5 separate regions of the Homo sapiens genome follow, and regions 1, 2, 4 and 5 are each linked to region 3. Evidence: chromatin loops called from intact Hi-C (ENCODE). Cell type or tissue: psoas muscle. All regions are shown on one strand.

What was found. Hi-C counts contacts between places; a loop is a spot of excess contacts. Peaks named below come from ENCODE experiments on the same cell type or tissue, not always from the same donor. Only the 100,000 strongest peaks of a DNase experiment are listed, where the experiment ranks them.
Region 1: it touches region 3 in a loop (6-fold over the local background); 91 of 110 quality-filtered maps call a loop at or near these places.
Region 2: a loop joins it to region 3, with 2.2 times the contacts of the local background. A loop is called at or near these places in 18 of 110 quality-filtered maps.
Region 4: it touches region 3 in a loop (2.8-fold over the local background); 27 of 110 quality-filtered maps call a loop at or near these places.
Region 5: it touches region 3 in a loop (4-fold over the local background); 69 of 110 quality-filtered maps call a loop at or near these places.

The regions. Positions count from the first base shown.
Region 1 is chr15:65,269,201-65,273,200 of GRCh38, reverse strand. PARP16 (poly(ADP-ribose) polymerase family member 16) reads left to right here. Exons shown (of 6, transcript NM_001316943.2): 2 at 2,129-2,266. Among named protein-coding and RNA genes, the nearest start is that of SNORA24B, 14 kb to the left of the region's middle. In psoas muscle, a CTCF peak has its summit at 2,057 (motif pointing right); a DNase peak (open chromatin) is centred at 2,100.
Region 2 is chr15:65,027,840-65,031,839 of GRCh38, reverse strand. It overlaps MTFMT (mitochondrial methionyl-tRNA formyltransferase), which reads left to right and starts at 2,201. Exons shown (of 9, transcript NM_139242.4): 1 at 2,201-2,435. The coding sequence starts at 2,227. RefSeq lists silencers at 2,049-2,238, 2,489-2,788. In psoas muscle, a CTCF peak has its summit at 2,384; a DNase peak (open chromatin) is centred at 2,169; H3K4me3 peaks cover 2,210 bases; H3K27ac peaks cover 1,074 bases.
Region 3 is chr15:65,187,686-65,191,685 of GRCh38, reverse strand. LOC124903509 (a long non-coding RNA gene) reads right to left here and starts at 2,691. Exons shown (of 2, transcript XR_007064683.1): 1 at 2,444-2,691; 2 at 1,939-2,229. In psoas muscle, a CTCF peak has its summit at 2,349 (motif pointing left); no DNase peak of the experiment used is centred here.
Region 4 is chr15:65,384,067-65,388,066 of GRCh38, reverse strand. It overlaps IGDCC4 (immunoglobulin superfamily DCC subclass member 4), which reads left to right. Exons shown (of 20, transcript NM_020962.3): 17 at 1,411-1,516; 18 at 2,008-2,236; 19 at 2,952-3,113; 20 at 3,648-4,000. Among named protein-coding and RNA genes, the nearest start is that of IGDCC3, 8.1 kb to the right of the region's middle. RefSeq lists enhancers at 2,564-2,683, 2,704-2,753, 2,764-2,813, 2,688-3,299. In psoas muscle, CTCF peaks have their summits at 2,277 (motif pointing right) and 3,058 (motif pointing left); DNase peaks (open chromatin) are centred at 2,326 and 3,026; H3K4me3 peaks cover 663 bases; H3K27ac peaks cover 588 bases.
Region 5 is chr15:65,302,441-65,306,440 of GRCh38, reverse strand. RNU5B-1 (RNA, U5B small nuclear 1) reads right to left here and starts at 1,764; the gene lies at 1,648-1,764. RefSeq lists a silencer at 1,647-1,806. In psoas muscle, a CTCF peak has its summit at 2,041; DNase peaks (open chromatin) are centred at 1,380, 2,040 and 2,510; H3K4me3 peaks cover 2,416 bases; H3K27ac peaks cover 3,293 bases.

The DNA of each region.
Region 1 (4,000 bases), 82 kb before region 3:
GTTCAAGTGATTCTTTTACCTTGGCCTCCCGAGTAGCTGGGACTACAGGCACATGCCACCACACCCAACTAATTTTTGTATTTTCAGTAGAGATGGGGTTTCACCATGTTGGTCAGGATGGTCTCAATCTCTTGACCTCGTGACCCGCCCCCCTCAGCCTCCCAAAGTGCTGGGATTACAGGTGTGAACCACCACACCGGGCCACCACACAGGTATTCTTGAAGTGCCAACTACATCCCTTGCAAAGCAGAAGGAAAGGTTGCCAGGGTTTGGGAGGACAGTGTTGTCTGGGGAGAAATGTAAATGGAAAGAAAAGAAATGGACATATATAGACCAAGCCCTGAGATTCTGTGACCTTCTTCAAACTTCCTGACAACCCCTTGGCGAGGTAGAGAGGTGCCCTTGTTGGAGAGGAGATAGAAGCTCAACAGAGATTCCAACTGAGATCTGATTCCACAGTTCATGCTGTTTCTCTGCATCCAGGAAAGAGGAGAATTGGAAAAACACAAGACAGTTCTTGACCTCCAGGTGTCTGGCCATACTTGGAAGGGAGAACTGGGGCAATGGGCTTTAGGGGCTTAGAGGAGAGAGTGGTCTCTTGGATCAGAAGTGCCTGGGTAGTAGAGGTGGGGGAAGGGGTATTCTTGGAACAAGACATGCTCCTGAATAGAACCAGTCTGTGATGGGGAGGGGATGGTAAGGGGTTGAGATTAGGCTAGAGGTGTTTAAATGCCATGCTGGAGAGGTTTGACCTCTAGTCAGTCATAACTTCTGAGCAAAAGCTACAGATACTTTGTTGCTATCTGTTAGTCCAAGTCCCCAGTCCCTTATCAGAAATCCTGGCACTGAATATGTTTCAGGATTCCGATTCTTCCTGATTTTAGAATGGTAAATAATGTGCTGCAATGACAACTAGGCTGAGTCCTATCACAGGTCCCACGGGACATCAGCCTAAATCCAAAGGCTCTAGGACTGATGACAGCTTTCAGCAGCACAGCATTAGGCACTGTGTTTCTGTGGAAGTCCTTGCAGTGGTCCACATAGAGGTCCAAGAGCTAGTCTTTGCCCCCAAAAGTGAAAACTTGGGAGTAAAGAGATGAGATCCACATGGGGTGGGTGCAGGAACTGCTCTGGCCTAAGTGAAGCTCCATTTTCCTCAGAGGCTGGTCTCACTCATGAGAATGTCATCAACAAAGCTTCCAGTGTTCCAACAAAACATTGTCACACTCTGGGAAACCCAAAGTTATGCATTCCCCATTTACAGTTCCTCCCAGGCCAGATGCCGTGTACCATGCTGGGTCATTTTTACCTTAAGCAGTGTTGCCTGATTACGTATGTAGTTGTCATACTACCTTTATCCAGTCTCCAGGGGAACAACTTAACAGAAGTTAACTAATTCTCACACAGAAAGGAAAAGGCTTTGTAATGTAGCGCTTTACCCACATGTGCATGTATCATGTATTCAGTCACACCTCCAGTGGGTGGCATGCCATACTCATGGCATGTTAATATTCCTGCAGCAGAATGCACTGATACTAACAGGAAGGGGATAGGTAAAGATTAAACCTCACATCAGCTCAGGTCAGGTTTGGTACCCAAAGAGTTTAAAAAAAAACAAACCACCAAGGCTGGGCATGGTGGTTCACGCCTGTAATCCCAGCACTTTGGAAGGCCGAGGCAGGGGGATCACTTGAGGTCAGGAGCTCGAGACCAGGCTGGCCAACATGGTGAAACCCCATCTCTACCAAAAAATATGAAAAGTAGCCAGGCGTGGTGGCGTGCGCTTGTAGTCCCAGCTACTCGGGAGGCTGAGGTGGGAGAATTGCTTGAACCTAGGAGGCAGAGGCTGCAGTGAGCCAAGATCATGCCACTGCTCTCCAGCCTGGGCGACAGAGTGAGACCCTGTCTCAAAAACAAAACAAAAACCCACCAAAAAAAAAACCTTTCAGATTTTAGAGCTTGTAAAGTTTAGTATTATTTGGAAAGGGGATTGTAGACCTGTGAATTTCCTCTCAGGAGATCCCTTGAGACGTGCAACAAGTGAACGTTGCCTGCCTTCCCACTAGAGGGCCCCTGATTATCACTGTGTCCGGGATCCTTGCTAATGGAAGTTCTTCCGTCGCTTCAGCTTGCAGATGCCAGCAAGTTACCTAACCTGAAAGAACTTCTCCAGTCCTCCGGAGACAACCACAAACGGGCCTGGGACCTGGTGAGCTGGATTTTATCCTCAAAGGTCCTGACAATCCACAGTGCAGGGAAGGCAGAGGTGAGACTTTGGTCCGTAGCATCACAGATTTTAGGGGCCTAAGGGCTCTAGGACAGCACTGAATCCAGTGGCTCTGAGACTTCCCTGTGTACCAGTGACCTGGGCAGCTTGAGAATGCAGAGTCCTGGTCCTCACCTTTAGACTTTCTAGTTCTGTGTCTGGAGTCAGGCCCAGGAGCTTTCCCACTGGCTGTACAAAGCTGAATTCTGTCTCATCTCAGCTGTGTGACCTTGAGTAGGTACCAGGTGCATTTCAGTCCCTCCGCTTCCTCATCTATAAAATGGGGATGATAATAGTATACTTCCATCAGGCACTGACTATGAGAATTGAATGAATTTTCACACTTTGAAAATGCCTAAGGGCACATACTAAGGGCTCAGTATGTGTTGGGATTCACTTTATTTAACAAGCACTGCTGGTAATTCTGATTAGGGTGACCCTGACCATACCTTAAGAAACTCTGACCTAGTTCAGTTATCAGGAGATGGAGAGGCAGAACTCAAAGGAGTGGAAAACCTCATGCTCTGGGTTCAAATCCCATTTCTATCGAAAAGGGCCTCCTTTTTTCCATTTATAAATTGAGATGCTGATAGTTACCTCAAAGTGGGGCACTGATAAAATGTGTGTCACCCCCCCAGCACAGTTTCTGGCACAAGTCAGACATTCCATAATTTGGTTTACCTTGCCTGGCTGGGGTCTCCCAGGGACAGGCTGGATAACAAGGACCAGGGTGTAGGACTTGATTCCTGCTCTGGTGCTCTTCCTTTACCCATACTGTTCATCACTTAATTCATTTCAATTTAAGAGTAATCAATTTTACAAGCTCCTGCCAAAGACACACATCTTTCCTATGTGGCGTAGAATTTGGTACCTTGGATTCTGGTATCTAAGGGACATTCTTCTGTGTTAGATGTTAAAATACCATAAAGAGCCCTGGAGGTGGGAGTCAGGAGATCTGTATTCAGTTCCAGGCTGGGTGGCTAATTCCTAGTGAATCTCTGGGTTTCACTGTTGTTATGTGTTGAATTCAAATTTATTCATTCATTTATTCTTACCTCATATGGGCATCAAGCACCTACTAGATGTTGGGTGCTAAAGTAGATAAGGCAATAAATAGCTCCTAGACTTTTGATTGTGGACCAGTTAAATTTCTTTTAAACTGTGGGGTATTGGGACCCAGGATTGTCAACTTTTTGTATTGCCCAAGTAAGTATGTTAGCCTACCATGTATCATCATTTTATAAAAGGATATTATAGTACTAAGAAAGGAGGATGGCCTTGACTTCAGAATGAAGAACAGTTCTTCCAAAGAAAGGTACATGGCAACCTTACATCAATATATCTGTTATATAGCCCTTATTTTGCTCATTCAGTCATAATCCAGAGAAAACTTTGCCATAGACTGGCTTTGGTCTGTGACCTACTATTTGAAAACCACTGGCTGGGTGCGGTAGCTCATGCCTGTAATCCCAGCACTTTGGAAGGCTAAGGTGGGCGGATCATGAGGTCAGGAGTTTGAGACCAGCCTGGCCAACATAGTGGAACCCCGTCTCTACTAAAAATACAAAAACTTAGCTGGGCATGGTGGCGGGAGCCTGTAATCCCAGCTACGTGGGAGGCTGAGGCAGGAGAATCGCTTGAAGCCGGGAGGCGGAAGTTGCAGTGAGCCAAGATGCCGCCACTGCACTCCAGCCGGGGCAACAGTGCAAGACTGTATCTCAAAAAAAAAAGAAA
Region 2 (4,000 bases), 160 kb after region 3:
CATCTCACTCTCCTTCTCATATGTGATCAGATAAGCAAAATTACTGGAATATCTTCCTCTTTGCTTCTCTTTTCTGTTCAAAACACATGTGAATTTCTCAATGTCTATGCATACATTAGACAACCTTCCTCAGTAATACCAAACTACATGAGAAATGGGGGTCCCTACAGAGTATTAAGGGGGCACATGGGCTAAGCACGGTGGCTCATGCCTGTAATCCCAGCACTTTGGGAGGCCAAAGCAGGTGGATCACCTGAGGTCAGGAGTTCGAGACCAGCCTGCCCAACACGGCAAAACCCCATCTCTACTAAAAATACAAAAAATTAGCCAGACGTGGTGGCAGGCGCCTGTAATCACAGCTACTCAGGAGGCTGAGGCAGCAGAATCGCTTGCACAGGGGAGGTGGAGGGTGCAGTGAGCCAAGATCACACCACTGCACTCCAGCCTGGGTGACAGAGTGAGACTCTGTCTCAAAAACAAAAACAAAAACAACAGCAACAACAAAAAAAAACAGGGGCACATGGAGAAAGACAAGAAATCTAAGGAGGCAAGAGCTTGAAGCTTCAGGGCGAATGTCTGAACTTCGTGTTGAAGAATGGATACCATTTAGAGATGAAGAGATGTGGGAAGGCAGTCTAGGAAGGGAGCATGAGCAAAGGCACAGGAGCAGGGATGTGCAGAGCTCATAATTTAGGAAAAAGGACTGGTCCAGGGTCACTGGGTTTAAGACTGTGTGATGGGAAAAGGTGGTGAGACGGCAGGGCGCAGTGGCTCATGCCTGTAATCCTAGCACTTTGGGGGGCCAAGGCAGGCAGATCACCTGAGGTCAGGAGTTCAAGACCAGCCTGGTCAACATAGTGAATCCCATCTCTACTAAAAATACAAAAATTAGCTAGGTGTAGTGGCGCATGTCCCAGCTACTTGGGAGGCTGAGGCAGGAGAATCGCCTGAACCTGGGAAGCAGCGGTTGCAGTGAGCCAAGATCGCCCGCCACTGCCCTCCAGCCTGAAAAACAGAGCGAGACTCCATCTCAAAAAAAAAAAAAAAAAAAAAAAAAATGGTGGTGAGAATAAGATTAGAACAAAATTCGGTTTCAGTCTCTGCTCAGATCCTGTTTCATGGATGTCTGACTCCACTCAAGGAGGCTTTGGGGATACAGAATCTAAGCACTAACGGTCCTCGGAGGTCTTCTGGGGATAAGGTTCCCTGTCCATTTCCCTAGGAATCACCTCTATGGTATCCTTCTGTGTGCAAAGGAACCCACAGGGGAGGAGTAAAGATGGAGCCTTCGATTCAAGAAAGTAACTGCAGACAAGTAACTAAGGCTCAGTTTCCTCAGGTGCAAAATGTGGGTAATTGACTTGCCTAATACATAGGATCGCTGAGAAGGCCCAACGGCTAGGATTACAAGCGTTGGAATTACAAGAGTCCCACCTCTGCTCTGTCCTTTACTAGCTGTGTGGACCTTATACACTGGTAAGTCCTTAATTTCACGGAGCTTCAGTTTCTCTTCAGTAACATATTTGTAATAGTATCTACCTCCTAAGGTTGATCTGATGATTAACCAGAATAATGAATATAAAATGCTTAGCAAAAACGTGGCACGGAGTGAAGTACTCAGCAAATATTGGTTATAATGGTTGAGGAAATGACATGCACTATATACATGAGGTTTCATTGTCTGAAAACATGCACGATTTGTTACCAAAAGACTTATCCTGGGCCGGCGCAGTGGCTCACGCCTGTAACCCCAGCACTTGGGGAGGCCAAGGCAGGAGGATTGCTTGAGACCTGGGCAACATAGTGAGATACTCTCTCTACAAAAAATCAGCCCAGCATGGTGATGTGTGCCTGTACCCCAGCTACTCCGGAGGCTGAGGTGGGAGGATCCCTTGAGCCCAGGAGCAGTGAGGTTGCAGTAAGCAGAGATCGCGCCACAGCACTCCAGCCTGCGCGACAGAGCAAGACCCTTTCTGAAATAAATAAATAAATAAATAAATAAATAAATAAAGCGATTTTAAAAAGAAAAGAAAGACTTATTCTGGAGGATTGGCTACATAGTGCAAATAAACAGAACAAAAATCTAGGGCCGCTGTAGCGGGCAAATTCGTTCACCAACTCCAACCAGACCCCGCCTCCAAGCAGGCAAGCCCCGCCCTCCCCAGGCTGCACCCTTGTCCCCGCCCCGATGCGCCTGCGCAGGGCCGGCCGCCGGCGGCCGAGGCGATGAGGGTGTTGGTGCGGCGCTGTTGGGGTCCTCCGCTGGCTCATGGCGCCAGGCGTGGGAGGCCGAGTCCCCAGTGGCGAGCACTGGCCCGACTCGGCTGGGAGGACTGCCGGGACTCCAGAGTCCGCGAGAAGCCTCCCTGGCGGGTGCTCTTCTTCGGCACGGACCAGTTCGCCCGCGAGGCGCTGCGGGCGCTGCACGCCGCCAGGTACCCGGGCCAGGGATCCGGGGACCCGGCCGCTGAAGGCCTCCAGGCCGCGCCCGGGCGGCCGGCCCCGAGGGTTTTGGACTTCTGGTTGCGGAAAGCATGGGCGGCAGAGCGGTGTGGGCCCAGATCTCGGCGTCTTCTGGCTCCCAGAAGGTGCGCCATTCCCGCCGGTCAGCCTTTGGGCGCCTAGTACCTGCGGTCTGCGCCCCTCACTCCCCGCCGCCTCTGTGGGTTCTCCAGGCGCCCTGCCACCCACGCTGTGCCGAGCTGGGGCTGGGCGCTCTGCCTGCATCCCCCGGGCCAGTCCCACGGCCTCCCTGCCCGTTTTGAGTGTGGGGAATCCGTGGCTCAGAGAGGTTATGCGATTGCCCAAGGTCATCAGCCGAGGTGGTTCGGACTAAAACCAGGTCCCACTTCAAAGTTCCCTGCTTTGCAGTTCCTCCTGACCCCCATCCTTCGGCACACCCGTGTCTCGCTCTTTTGCTCCCCCTGTGCTCCTTGTATACAAGGACATAGTCCAAAAACGACCTGTTTTCAAAAGAATAAATTTATAAATCAGAACTGTTAGGTATACATTTAGTATTCATAATATTTAACAAGTTTTGTTTACTGGGAAAGAAAATTATTTGAAATCCAACCAGTCCTGAGAGTCCATGGTATGTGGTGGCAATACCGTATATACTTCTCTGCCTCTTTTTCCCAATTAATGTTTTTTATTTCCCCATTCTGTTTTTTTCTGACGCAGTCCTCCTTCCACTTTTTTTGGTCATCTCCATCTCCTTTTCCCTACAGATACTTCACAGCAGCCCCTCATGTATTGAATCCTTCGTCAATCCCCTGTGTGGTTTTCCTTCCTCCACACACCCCTCTGTGCACACACCCGGAAGGAAACCCCATGTTCCCTTTGCACACCCTTCATGGGCTGCTGTTGTCACATGCGTCTCTCACTGCATTTATACATTTATACCAACACTTTTTTTGTTTGTTTCTGAGGCGAGGTCTCGCGCTGTCCCCCAGGCTGGAGTGCAGTGGCCGGCTCATAGCTCACTGCAGCCTCGACCTCAAAGATCAAGCAATCATCCCATCTCAGCTTCCAGAGTAGCTAGGACTACGGGCGTGCACCACCACGCCTGATTTTTAAATTTTTTGTAGAGGCGGGTTTTCACCATGTTGCCCAGGCTTATCTCAAACTCCTGGGATCAAGTGATCCTCTCACCTTGGCCTCCCAAAGTGCTGAGATTACAGGCCTGAGCCATCATTCCTGGCCTATCCTGATACTTCTGATGATGCTTCACTTGGCAGCTCCATTACTCCTGTGCTTTCTTTATAGTGCCCCAGGACATACTCCTCATAACTCCTCAACGTGTACATACAATACCTGTTTAATAAATGTACCCCCCTGGGTACTAGAATGCTATGCAGCAGGTAGAAAGGATGAGGTAGTGCTACAGGTACTGCCATGGAATGATAGCCATGTTATGTATTTTTGTTTGTTTTTTAAAAAGTAGTGTTTGAATGGCATCATGGTTATGGTAAAAAAGTTCCATGGATTCAAAGGATATACA
Region 3 (4,000 bases):
AAAAAGGCTTTGCTGGCTGGGTGTGGCGGTTCATGCCTGTAATCCTAGCACTTTAGGAGGCTGAGGCAGGTAGATCACTTGAGCCCAGGAGTTCCAGACCATCCTGGGCAACATGGTGAAACCCTATCTCTTAAAAAATACAAAAATTAGCCAGGCATGGTGGCACACACCTGTAGTCCCAGCTACTCGGGAGGCTGAGATGGGAGGAGCGCTTGAGCCTGGGAGGTAGAGGCTGCAGTGAGCTGTGATTATGCTACTGTATTCCAGTCTGGGCAACAGAGTGAGACCCTGTCCCCTCATCAAAAAAAAAGAATTTGCTGTATCCCACACTGCTAGAAATGGAAGAGATTGAAAATTTTGTAGATTTAACAAGGTGATGTTTCATTTCTGTAGCACAATAGGAAATTGAGTTGTTTTACAGAAGCAGTTTTCCAGAAAATTCAAACTTTTCCTCTTTATTTAAGACTTTTTTTTTTTTTTGAGACAGCGTTTTTGTTCCCCAGGCTGGAGTGCAATAGCACTATCACAGCTCACTGCAGCCTTGATCTCCCAGGTTCAAGCAATCCTCCCACCTTGGCCTCCCAAGGAGCTAGGACTACAGGCATGAGCCACCACACCAGGCTAAATTTTATTTTTTGTAGAGACTGAGTCTCACTGTTTTGCCCAGGCTGTTTTCAAACTCCTGGATTCAAGCGATCCTTCTGCCCTGGCCTCTCAAAGTGCTGGGATTACAAAAATGAGCTACTGCACCAGGCCTCCAAAACTTTTAAACTTTTGATTGTTTTGGGGTAGAAATATAAAAGTATTTAGTCTACTTTTATAAAAACAGAAATAACATAATTCAATCTTTTCTTGATGTATTATGAATACCATTATTGTGGAAGTATAATACTAATAAAATAGCAACCAGGGCTGATATGATATATAAAAAATTTTATCTAATCCCAAATGATGCCAGACTATATACCCTTCTTGTTGAGTTCACACATCTGTTTTTGTGTTTCCTTTTTTGTCAGGCTATTAGACAACACTTTGGCTGTGGTTCTAGCACCTATTCCCCCTTTCTAATTTACTGACTCATGCAATGGGGATCCATATGACCAAATTAGTATTTAAAATGAGCAAAGAGACTTACAGAATGAAATTCTGAAAGCCTAGGTATGAGTAAAGTACATGAACTTTGATATGCCAACTTTGTAATATCTACTTTGATGGCTCAGAAGCCTTTTCTCTTCATAACCTTGTTATTGATTAATTTACCCATGAGTACTACTTTACATACATAGCCAGTGGATGCTTCTGTATATTTAACAATTGCTTACAGGTAATACATGATTATAATTGGTTGTTTTTTTTTTTTGTTTGGTTGTTTGTTTTTGAGACGGAGTCTTGCTCTGTCACCCAGGCTGGAGTGCAGTGGTACAATCTCGGCTCACTGCAAGCTCCGCCTCCCAGGTTCATGCCATTCTCCTGCCTCAGCCTCCAGAGTGGCTGGGACTACAGGCGCCCGACACCATGACTGGCTAATTTTTTGTATTTTTAGTAGAGACGGGTTTCACCGTGTTAGCCAGGATGGTCTCGATCTCCTGACCTTGTGATCCACCCGCCTCGGCCTCCCAAAATGCTGGGATTACAGGCATGAGCCACTGTGCCCGGCCCTAGCCAGTGGGTGATTATAATTGTTAATCACTTTTATTATCTAATATTATGGTTAATGCACATGAATTGGAAATTGGAAATTGGAAAGGACTTATAAGCCAAGAGTTCATATTCTCTCTTTCATCTCTTTTTAAGTGTTTCATTTGAAATCAAGCAAGTTCCTCACAATGCTAAAGTACTGTGAATAGGGTAAGATCCTCAACTAGCTGGCTAAGAAGCATGACCGAAAAAGTAATTTTTTATTTTTATTTTTTTATTTATTTTGTATGCAACTCATTGTTTATATTTTTTGATTTTTTTATTTAAAGGAATTTTTAAAGGCATAAAGGGAAATCCATAATTCACAACATTGCACAGGAAAATATCTTTATTACTTAGTAAGCACCTACTCACTATAGCAAGTGCCAAGGGATCATTTATTCCTCACATTAATTCTAGGAGGTCAAGAGCACCCCAATTTATAGTGGAAAACAGGCTTATGGAATTAACTTACTTACCAGAGGTCACATGGCTGTTAAGGAACTCAGCTGGGATTCACACACCAGTCCTTCTACTCCTGACGTCTGTGCCCTTTAGTAAATACAAACAAGAATTCCCTAGCACTGTCTTCAAGATTTGATACACTGAAAGTTCCACTGGATTAATTTTAAGAATGCCCCCAAAGGATTCAGAGGGAAGGGTGGTAAGTTAGCACCATCTGCTGACCATCTCCCTGAACATCAGGATGAGGAACAAGAGGCAGTCTAATTGAGGACAAGGGGGATCTCATGCTATCTAAGGTTACCTCCAGCCCCCAAGGGCAGGCCCAGGAAAATGATGAGCGCCTCGCTGTAGTCCTCTTGGTCACCCTACAATACCAAGGTTGGGCAGTGACTCCCTGAGGAAGAAAGTAGTAGCAGTTGGAAGGAGCCTAAAAGAGACCTTGAGAAAAAAAGGTCCAGACTTCTATCAGCACAGTGGAAACATATCATTTCTGCAAATAAATCTTAGCATCTCCTGATTCTAGCATCCAGCAATAAAAACAGATTCCTGAGCCCTCCTCCAGACTATTTTGTCAAAATCTTTAGGAGAGGGGCCTAATGTATTTTAACAAACAACCAAAGTAATTCTTTTTTTTTTTTTTTTTTTGAGCCAGAGTCTCACTTTGCTGCCCAGGCTGGAGTGCAGTGGCATGATCTCGGCTCACTGCAACCTCCGCTTCCCAGGTTCAAGCGATTTTCCTGCCTCAGCTTCCTGAGTAGCTGGGACTACAGGCACACATCACTGTGCCCAGCTAATTTTTGTATTTTTAGAGACGGGGTTCACCAGGTTGGCCAGGCTGGTCTTGAACTCCTGACCTCGTGATCCGCCAGCCTCAGCCTCCAAAGTGCTGGGACTACAGGCCTGAGCCACCGCGCCCGGCTACAACCAAAGTAATTCTTAAGTAAAGGAAAGATGGTGGGTCACTTCCTTAATAGGAGGGCAGATTTTTATTCCTTGATGTGAGATGTTCCTGGGTAGGGGGTAGAGATTCTGCAGACCCCTAAAATCTCATCAGCTTTTGGAATAAGATATAGAGAAGTAATGGAAACCCATATGGTGATTTGGATTTAAGTCTGGGTTCTGCTGTGACCTTGGGCAAGTCACTTAAACTCTCTGTGTCTTGATTTTCTCAGCTTCAAAACTGGAATGCTGATAATAACAATATATCATTTGGTTGTTGTAATAATCAAATGAGAAAGTGGATGTGAAAACCCTTTGTAAGTTATAAAGTTCAATACGATGTGTTAATATTATCTTGAGTTCGCACCACCTACAGATGCAGGTCCTTATCTTTTAAAATACTGAGTTCCTCAATATTTATATTTATATCCTTCCAGGGATAATCAATGTCTGCTGATATGAAGGAGCAGGGTTTGGCCATGAAAAAAAAAGTCTTTATTCAGAGGATACAAAGATTCCCAAAAGAATGATGACTCTCTGAGAAGATGTGCCAGAATTTCTGGTGGAGGAGAGGAGAAGCGAGATTTTTTGTTGTTGTTGTTGAGATGGAGACTTGCTTTGTCACCCAGGCTGGAGTGCATTGTCACGATCTCAGCTCACTGCAACCTCTGCCTCCCAGGTTCAAGCGATTCTCCTGCCTTAGCCTCCCGAGTAGCTGGGATCACAGGCGTGCGCCACCACACCCGGCTAATTTTTGTATTTTTAGTAGAGACGGGGTTTCACCATGTTGGCCAGGCCAGTCTGGAACTCCTGACCTCAGGTGATCCACCTGCCTTGGCCTCCCAAAGTGCTGGGATTACAGGCGTGAGAAACTGCGCCTGGCCGAGAAGTGAGATTTTTATGTTTATCGAAAAGAGTC
Region 4 (4,000 bases), 200 kb before region 3:
TCACCATGTTGGCCAGGCTGGTCTCAAACTCCTGACCTCGTGATCTGCCTACCTTGGCCCCCTAAAGTGCTGGGATTACAGGCGTGAGCCACCATGCCCAGCCAATTATTGTATTTTTTAGTAAAGACGGGTTTTCACCACATTGGCCAGGCTGGTCTCAAACTCCTTACCTCAGGTGATCCACCCACCTCGTCCTCCCAAAGTGCTGGGATTACAGGTGTGAGCCACTGCATCCAGCTGGGACTGGCTTTAGAGACCAGTTTCTTTGGGAAATTGCTTTGATTGGAGGATTAACTTGGTGAGGTGATGAGCTTTATGGTGTGGAGGTGGACAGCAGGACTGGCTACGTAATTTCCAGGGCCCAGTGCAGAATGAAAAGGTGCTATCCCTTATTTTAAAAATTAGAGGTCGGACGGCCAGGCGCGGTGGCTTATGCCTGTAATCCCAGCACTTTGGGAGGCCAAGGTGCGGGCGGATCATGATGTCAGGAGATCGAGACCATCCTGGCTAACACGGTGAAACTCTGTCTCTACTAAAAATACAAAAAAAAATTAGCTGGGCGTGGTGGTGGATGCCTGTAGTCCCAACTACTCAGGAGGCTGAGGCAGGAGAATGGCGTGAACCCGGGAGGAGGAGCTTGCAGTGAGCCGAGATCATGCCACTGCACTCCAGCCTGGGCAACAGAGCGAGACTCCGTCTCAAAAACAAAAACAAAAACAAAAAAAGCTAGAGGTCGGGCATGGTGGCTTGTGCTTGTAATCCAAAGTGCTTATGCACTTTGGAAGGCTGAGGTGAGAGGATCACTTGAGGCCAGGAGTTGGAGACCAGCCTGGACAACATGGTGAGACCCTGTCTCCACAAAAAATTTAAAAATTATCTGGGTGTGGTAGCTCATGCCTGTGGTCACAGCTGCTTGGGAGGCTGAGGTGGGAGGATCACTTGAGCCCAGGAGGTTGATGCTACAGCGAGCCGTGTTCATGCCACTGCACTCCGGCCTGGGTGACAGAGCAAGACCCTGTCTCAAAAGAAAAAAAATTAGAATTTTAAGGTGGTGACAGCAGAGCATGAACTCAAGCGTGGGGTCCATCCAAGCATGGGGTCTGCGCACCTGCACATGTTGCACACCCATGCAACAGCCCTGGGAGCAGGCAACACGTGCTTCACCAAAGGCCAGTTTGAGGCAGAGAGACCATAACTTCTGGGTGTGTTTTAGGGAGGACAGTCAGAGGGAGAGGTAGTAGTAGTTTCTGTGAGGCTCAGGGCCCTCCTGTCCTTGTATCAGAAGATTGTGAGCATCTGAAGGGTGAGGGTCCAGCTGGTGTCTCCTGAGAAAGCCATGGATAGTCCTGATCTATGCCCTGTGCCCTTCCTCTGTCCTGACCTGCTCTGTGCCTCTCTCTCCCCCACCAGACTCGCTGGACATGCACTCAGTCACGGGCATCATCGTGGGTGTCTGCCTGGGCCTCCTCTGCCTCCTGGCCTGCATGTGTGCTGGCCTGCGCCGCAGCCCCCACAGGTGAGCAGGGGAGCCAGTCTGACTTCAGGGAAGGGAGACTTCCAGGAAGGGCTGCAGAATGGGCCATCAGGGAAAGTGGCCATGACTTGCCCTTGGCACTCCCAGGAGCCCCGTTAAAGTCAGGACTCTGGGATGAAGGAATCAGGGATGATGTCCTCCTGAGAATGGGGAGTGGACTTAGGGGAGCCCCAGCCTACCCTCCTCAGCAAGGCCAACAGAACTGCCTCACTCCCACTTCCTCTGTAGCTGCCAGCATCTTGGAAAGAGGGGCCCCAAATCTCCAGATGCCTGCAGCCAAGGGAAGAAGAGCCCTGTTTACAGCATCAGGCTGTTTTGAACAATAGCAGTTTTTCTTACTCATTGCACAGACCAGGAAAGCAAATCCCAGAGATGGGCAGGAACCTCCCCAGAGACATAGGCTGGACCAGATCCCAGCCCCGCCTGACCCCTTACTCTGACCGCTATGCCTTGTTTTCCGTCTTCCCTTCCAGGGAATCCCTCCCAGGCCTGTCCTCCACCGCCACCCCCGGGAATCCCGCGCTGTACTCCAGAGCTCGGCTTGGCCCCCCCAGCCCCCCAGCTGCCCATGAATTGGAGTCCCTTGTGCACCCCCATCCCCAGGACTGGTCCCCGCCACCCTCAGACGTGGAGGACAGGGCTGAAGTGCACAGCCTTATGGGTGGCGGTGTTTCTGAAGGCCGGAGTCACTCCAAAAGAAAGGTAAGTCAGAGCCCCACATTGCGGCTCTTTTCTAAATAGGACACCAGGGGGCGACAGAGCACAACGCGTGGCTATGCGAGCATGGCTCTACCTCCTCTTCGGAGCCGGCTGCGGACGCTAGGGCCTCTCTCCCTCCTCCACGGAATGGTTGGCTGTCAGGGAAGCACATGGGCCTCCATATCCCGGCGGAATAGGTCAGCTTGGTTCTCACGAAGGAAAGGGCCTCCCAGCAGGTGACCCAGGGTAGCCAGAACACCCAGCTCCCTCCTCATCCCTGGAGCTGGGGAGACCTCTGAGACCCAGACATCCCCGTGTGGGGAGAAGAGGCCAGTCGGCTTGGCTGTGGCCAAGTGGGACTGGGACCAGGATAAGGTGAGGCCTTCGCTGGGCTGGTCCCTTTCATGCTGGCAGGGGCGGCACATCCCACCCAACTCCGACCCGTCCTCCCTCACCCTCTCCCCGCCTGGCTCGGACACCGCGGGCTTTGCAGAGCGTCTGGTGTTCCGCTCCTCTGCAGGAGGACTCATCCTCAGATTACCCCGCTGACTCTGAGCCCTTTCGATGCTCCTCCCCAGAGCCTTGGAGAGGGAGAGAGCAGCGGGTGACAGTCTGGACCCTGCTCCCCCGCGGCCCATCCCAATTCCCTCCCCCGGGCTTCCCTCTCCCAGCCAATCCTGGTCGTGCCCCTTACTGTCCCCTTCTTTCCCCCGTGCAGATCTCCTGGGCTCAACCAAGCGGGCTGAGCTGGGCTGGTTCCTGGGCAGGCTGTGAGCTGCCCCAGGCAGGCCCCCGGCCGGCTCTGACCCGGGCCCTGCTGCCCCCTGCTGGAACTGGGCAGACGCTGTTGCTGCAGGCTCTGGTGTACGACGCCATAAAGGTCAGCGTCCTGGAAGGAAGGGGCAGGAAAGGAGGAAAGGGTCTCTGTGCTTGTGAAGAGGAAGTAATGAGTTCTCTGGAGACCCCTGGGTGGTAACTTTCCTGGGGATAGAAGTCTAGCCAGGAGACCCCTGGAGCCTCCAAAGGTTGAGTAGGTGGAGGGCAGGCCAGTTTGCAGGAACCTGTTTCAACCTGGGTTGAAAACAGCCCCTCCTCTACCCAGACCTAAGTGGGCCACAGCAGTTCCGTGGATCTGAGGGTGTGGCTGGCCTGAGTACGCTCAGCCCTTCCTCCTGTCCCCAGAGGCCCTGACTGAGTCTGGTACTCCTGAAACTCCTGGATGAGGGCAAATGGGAAGTATTCCATCATTCCCTGCCTTTGTATAGGTTCGAACAGTTCCTGTGTATCCTTCACCGACTCCCATGTGATACTTACTCTGATGGAGGGTCAGACTTTCTGCCCCACGTACGCTGGTCATTCTGATGATTACTCTCAGTAATGGTCACTTTGTCTTTGTGTTCTCTGCTCTGATCAGGGCAATGGGAGGAAGAAGTCACCCCCAGCCTGCAGGAACCAGGTGGAGGCTGAAGTCATTGTCCACTCTGACTTTAGTGCATCTAACGGGAACCCTGACCTCCATCTCCAAGACCTGGAGCCTGAGGACCCCCTGCCTCCAGAGGCTCCTGATCTCATCTCGGGTGTTGGGGATCCAGGGCAGGGGGCAGCCTGGCTGGACAGGGAGTTGGGAGGGTGTGAGCTGGCAGCCCCCGGGCCAGACAGACTTACCTGCTTGCCAGAGGCAGCCAGTGCTTCCTGCTCCTACCCGGACCTCCAGCCAGGCGAGGTGCTAGAGGAGACCCCTGGAGATAGCTGCCAGCTCAAATCCCC
Region 5 (4,000 bases), 110 kb before region 3:
GTGCAAAAAACTACTATACCCACTAAGAAAAAGATTCGCCATCTAAGAAAAAAATGGGCAAAAGGCACAAACAGGCATTTTACAGGAGAAACTATGAATGGCCAAAAAATCTTTGAAAAGATGTTCAACCTCATTAGTAATTAGGGAGATGTACATTAAAATTACTATAATGCTGGAAGATTAGACATTTGTAAAGGAAAAAAAAAAAAAAAAAGCCAGGCACAATGGCACACACCTGCAATCCCAGCATTTTGGGAGGTCGAGGTGGGAGGATAACTTGAGCTCAGAAGATCCAGAGCAGCTCACCCTGGGCAACATGGAGAAATCCTGTCTCTACAAAAAGCATAAAAACAAAATAAAAATTTTTAAAAATCAGCCAGTGTGGTGGTGCACGCCTGCAGTCCCAGCTGCTTGGGAGACTGAGGTGGGATCACTTGGATCAGGAAGTTGAGGCTGCAGTGAGAGGATATCATGCCGCTGCACTCCAGCCTGTGTGATAAAGCCAGACCCTGTCTCAAAAACTAAAGTAACATTTAAAAACCACTAAAAGTTACAATTTCATAACTACCAGATGGACAAAGATTAACTTCTGAGCATTTCTTTTTTTTTACTTTTTTTTTTTTTTTTTGAGATGGAGCTTCACTCTTGTTGCCCGGGCTGGAGTGCAGTGGCACGATCTCAGCTCATTGCAACCTCTGCCTCCCAGGTTCAAGCGATTCTTCTGCCTCAGCCTCCCGAGTAGCTGGGATTATAGGCACCACCACGCCCGGCTAATTTTTTATATTTTTAGTAAAGACGGGGTTTTGCCATCTTGGGCAGGCTGGTCTCGAACTCCTGACCTCAGGTGATCCGCCTGCCTTGGCCTCCTAAAGTGCTGGGATTACAGGGGTGAGCCATCACGCCCGGCAACTTCTGAGCATTTCAAGGCCAGTAAGGGTGAGAAGCAATGGGAATATAATAGGCCATTTGTGAAAATGCAAATAAGTACATAATTTGGGAAAAAATTATTATGCAGGTACCTACCTGCCCTAAGACCCAGCCAGCCATTCCATTCCACACTTTAAGGAAATATAACCTTGCACAGGTTCAAGGAGTTCCAATGGCCAAAATCTGGCAAAACCCCAAAACCTACAGGAAGGGAGAACGGATCTACACACTGTGCTCTGTTCAAACGTTTTACACCTAGCAGAGGTGCACAGGGCAATTATTAGTCATTGTCCATGTGTGCCGATTGAGCGCTTGAAATGCAGCTAGTCCTAATTGAGATGCGCTAAATGCAAAATATACACAGGATTCAGAAGACTAAGAAAACAATGTACAACGTGGGTTTCACCACGTTGGCCCAGGCTGGTCTCGAACTCCTGACCTCAAGTGATCCGCTCACCTTGGTTTACCCAATGCAGTGGGATTACCGGCATAAGCCACCGCGCCCAGCCAGAACACTTTTAAGAATCTTTCACATTAATGACACTGAAGTAAATACTTCTAACTTGTTGGAAGAAGCTTCACTAGAAAAAGAACGCTTGCACTTACACAAAGTTTAAACGCATGAGCGATTGAAGCGTTTACAAGCAGAACCGAAAACTTAAACGATATCTGTAAGAAACACCCTAAATGAAGTCAATCTGATTTTTTAACAGCTTTATATAGCCTTGTCGGAACAAGGCCTCAAAAAATTAGCTTAAGACTCAGAGTTGTTCCTCTCCACGGAAATCTTTAGTAAAAGGCGAAAGATTTATACGATCTGAAGAGAAACCAGAGTATGCTTGTTAATTTCATAACTCGTTTCTCGGGTAACAGAAACTCCTAGTATAGTGATGGTGACTAGTGAATGCCAAGGTTCTATACCTAGAAAAAAATTTTAAGAGTATTGTTTAAACAAAAGTCTAACTTTCACAGAATATGCTTAGAATAAAAATGTTTGATTTTGCCTTTTTAAATTTGTACTGTGAGCAGTGCATTATGGGTATGCAAATAATCGGATCAATCTTTTGATTCCGGAACAGAGCATTTCACAGAGTGCCTTATGTCACCGTTAGGGGGCGAAGCCGAAGACTGGCTGGCTGGAAAATAACGCTTTCCTGGTCAGAGACTCGGGTTTTATCTGTTTTGTGTATTTGTACGTCTGAGTTTGATTTCTTTTAAATAAAGACTGCTATTAAATTGAAAGAGAAAAAATTGGCAAGTCAATGATTAACACAGAATTCAGAATAGTGGTTCCTCCCTTCGGTGAGGAGCGAGAGATGTGACTTGGGGAAGGGCGCACAGGGGTTTAAAAAGTTTGACAATTTCCGTTTTCTTAAACTGTGTGGTGGGCGCAGGGGCGTTCTGATGTTATTTTTAACCGTGCACTCCGGGGATATACTGAATTTTGCATGCCATTTGAGAATTCCCGGCAATGTCCTGTTTAAAATTGGAACTTGAGCGCTCTGTTTCAGGTTTCCTGCCCGACCGGAATCTGCTGTTGGGGATGCAATCTTGCTATTCCAGTTTCAGACCTCGTGTCTCCTTATTCTAGGCGGGAGGATCGCCTGACGCCCAGAGTTCCAGACCTGCCATCTCTACAAAAAATAATAATTTAAAAACATAGTGCTGCCCTCTCCCCCTCGGAGCTACACTGTCGGCTCTCACCAGCCTACAGGGAATTCCTTTCTAAGGAATGTGCTCACTCGGCAACCAGTGAAAGGAAAGCAGTGCAGGCTGGTCTGGAATTACGGGCCACAAGCAATCCTCCCATCTCGGCCTCCCAAAGAATTGGGATTACAGGCCTGAGCCACCTCGCCCAGCCAGCACTAAGACTTTTACAGCCGATGGTGTAAACATTTCATTTCCCGACTTTCACACCTTCTCTAAACCAACACTTTTTTTCACTTTGCTGCTCCTTTGCTAGCAAGTCAATCATATTTGACATGCATGTAATTTAAATTTGTCTAATACATTTAAAAAATAGATTTACTGGATATAATTTAAAAGCCAAGCGATCCATCCATTTAAAGTATACCATTCGGCCGGGCGCGGTGGCTCACTCCTGTAATCCCAGCACTTTGGGAGGCCGAGGTGGGCGGATCACCAGGTCAGGAGATCGAGACCATCCTGGCTAACACAGTGAAACCCCGTCTCTACTAAAAATACAAAACAATTAGCCGGGCGTGGTGGCGGGCGCCTGCAGTCCCAGCTACTTGGGAGGCTGAGGCAGGAGAATGGCGTGAACTCGGGAGGCGGAGCTTGCAGTGAGCTGAGATTGTGCGACTGCACTCCAGCCTGAGCGACAGAGCGAGACTCCGTCTCAAAATAAATAAATAGAGTATACAATTCAATGGTTTTTAGTATATTCACAGTTGTAGAATCATCCCCACAATATAATTTTAGAATTTTTTGTTTTGGGTCTGTTATTGTTTTTCTTTTTTTTTGAGACGGAGTCTTGCTCTGCTCCCCAGGCTGGAGTGCAGTGGCGCAATCTCGGCTTACTGCAACCTCCGTCTTCCAGGTTCAAGAGATTCTCCCGCCTCAGCCTCCCAAGTAGCTGGGACTGTAGGCGCCTGCCACCATGCCCAGATAATTTTTGTATTTTTAGTAGAGACAGGGATTCACCATGTTGGCCAGGCTGGTCTTGAACTCCTAACCTCAAGTGATCTCCCCGCCTTGGCCTCCCAAAGTGCTGAGATTACAGGTGAGCCACCGAGCCCAGTTAGAATGTTTTTGCCACTCCGAAAAATGAAACAGTACCCATTAGAAGTTACTTCCCACCTGCTCATTCACCCAGCCTCTGGCAACTACTAATCTACTTTCTGTCTCTGATAGGCCCATTCCAGACATTTCATATAAAAGGAAGCATACAACATGTGGCCTTTTGTACCGGCTTCTTTTGGTGTGGCTCATTGGTGAGCAAACATTCATCTGGTTTTGTTTGTTTGTTTGCTTGGTTTTTCCTTCCCACAACAAGGAAAATGTGATTTAATTCTACAAATTTACAAACCAAAATACAAAAACAAAATGTGGA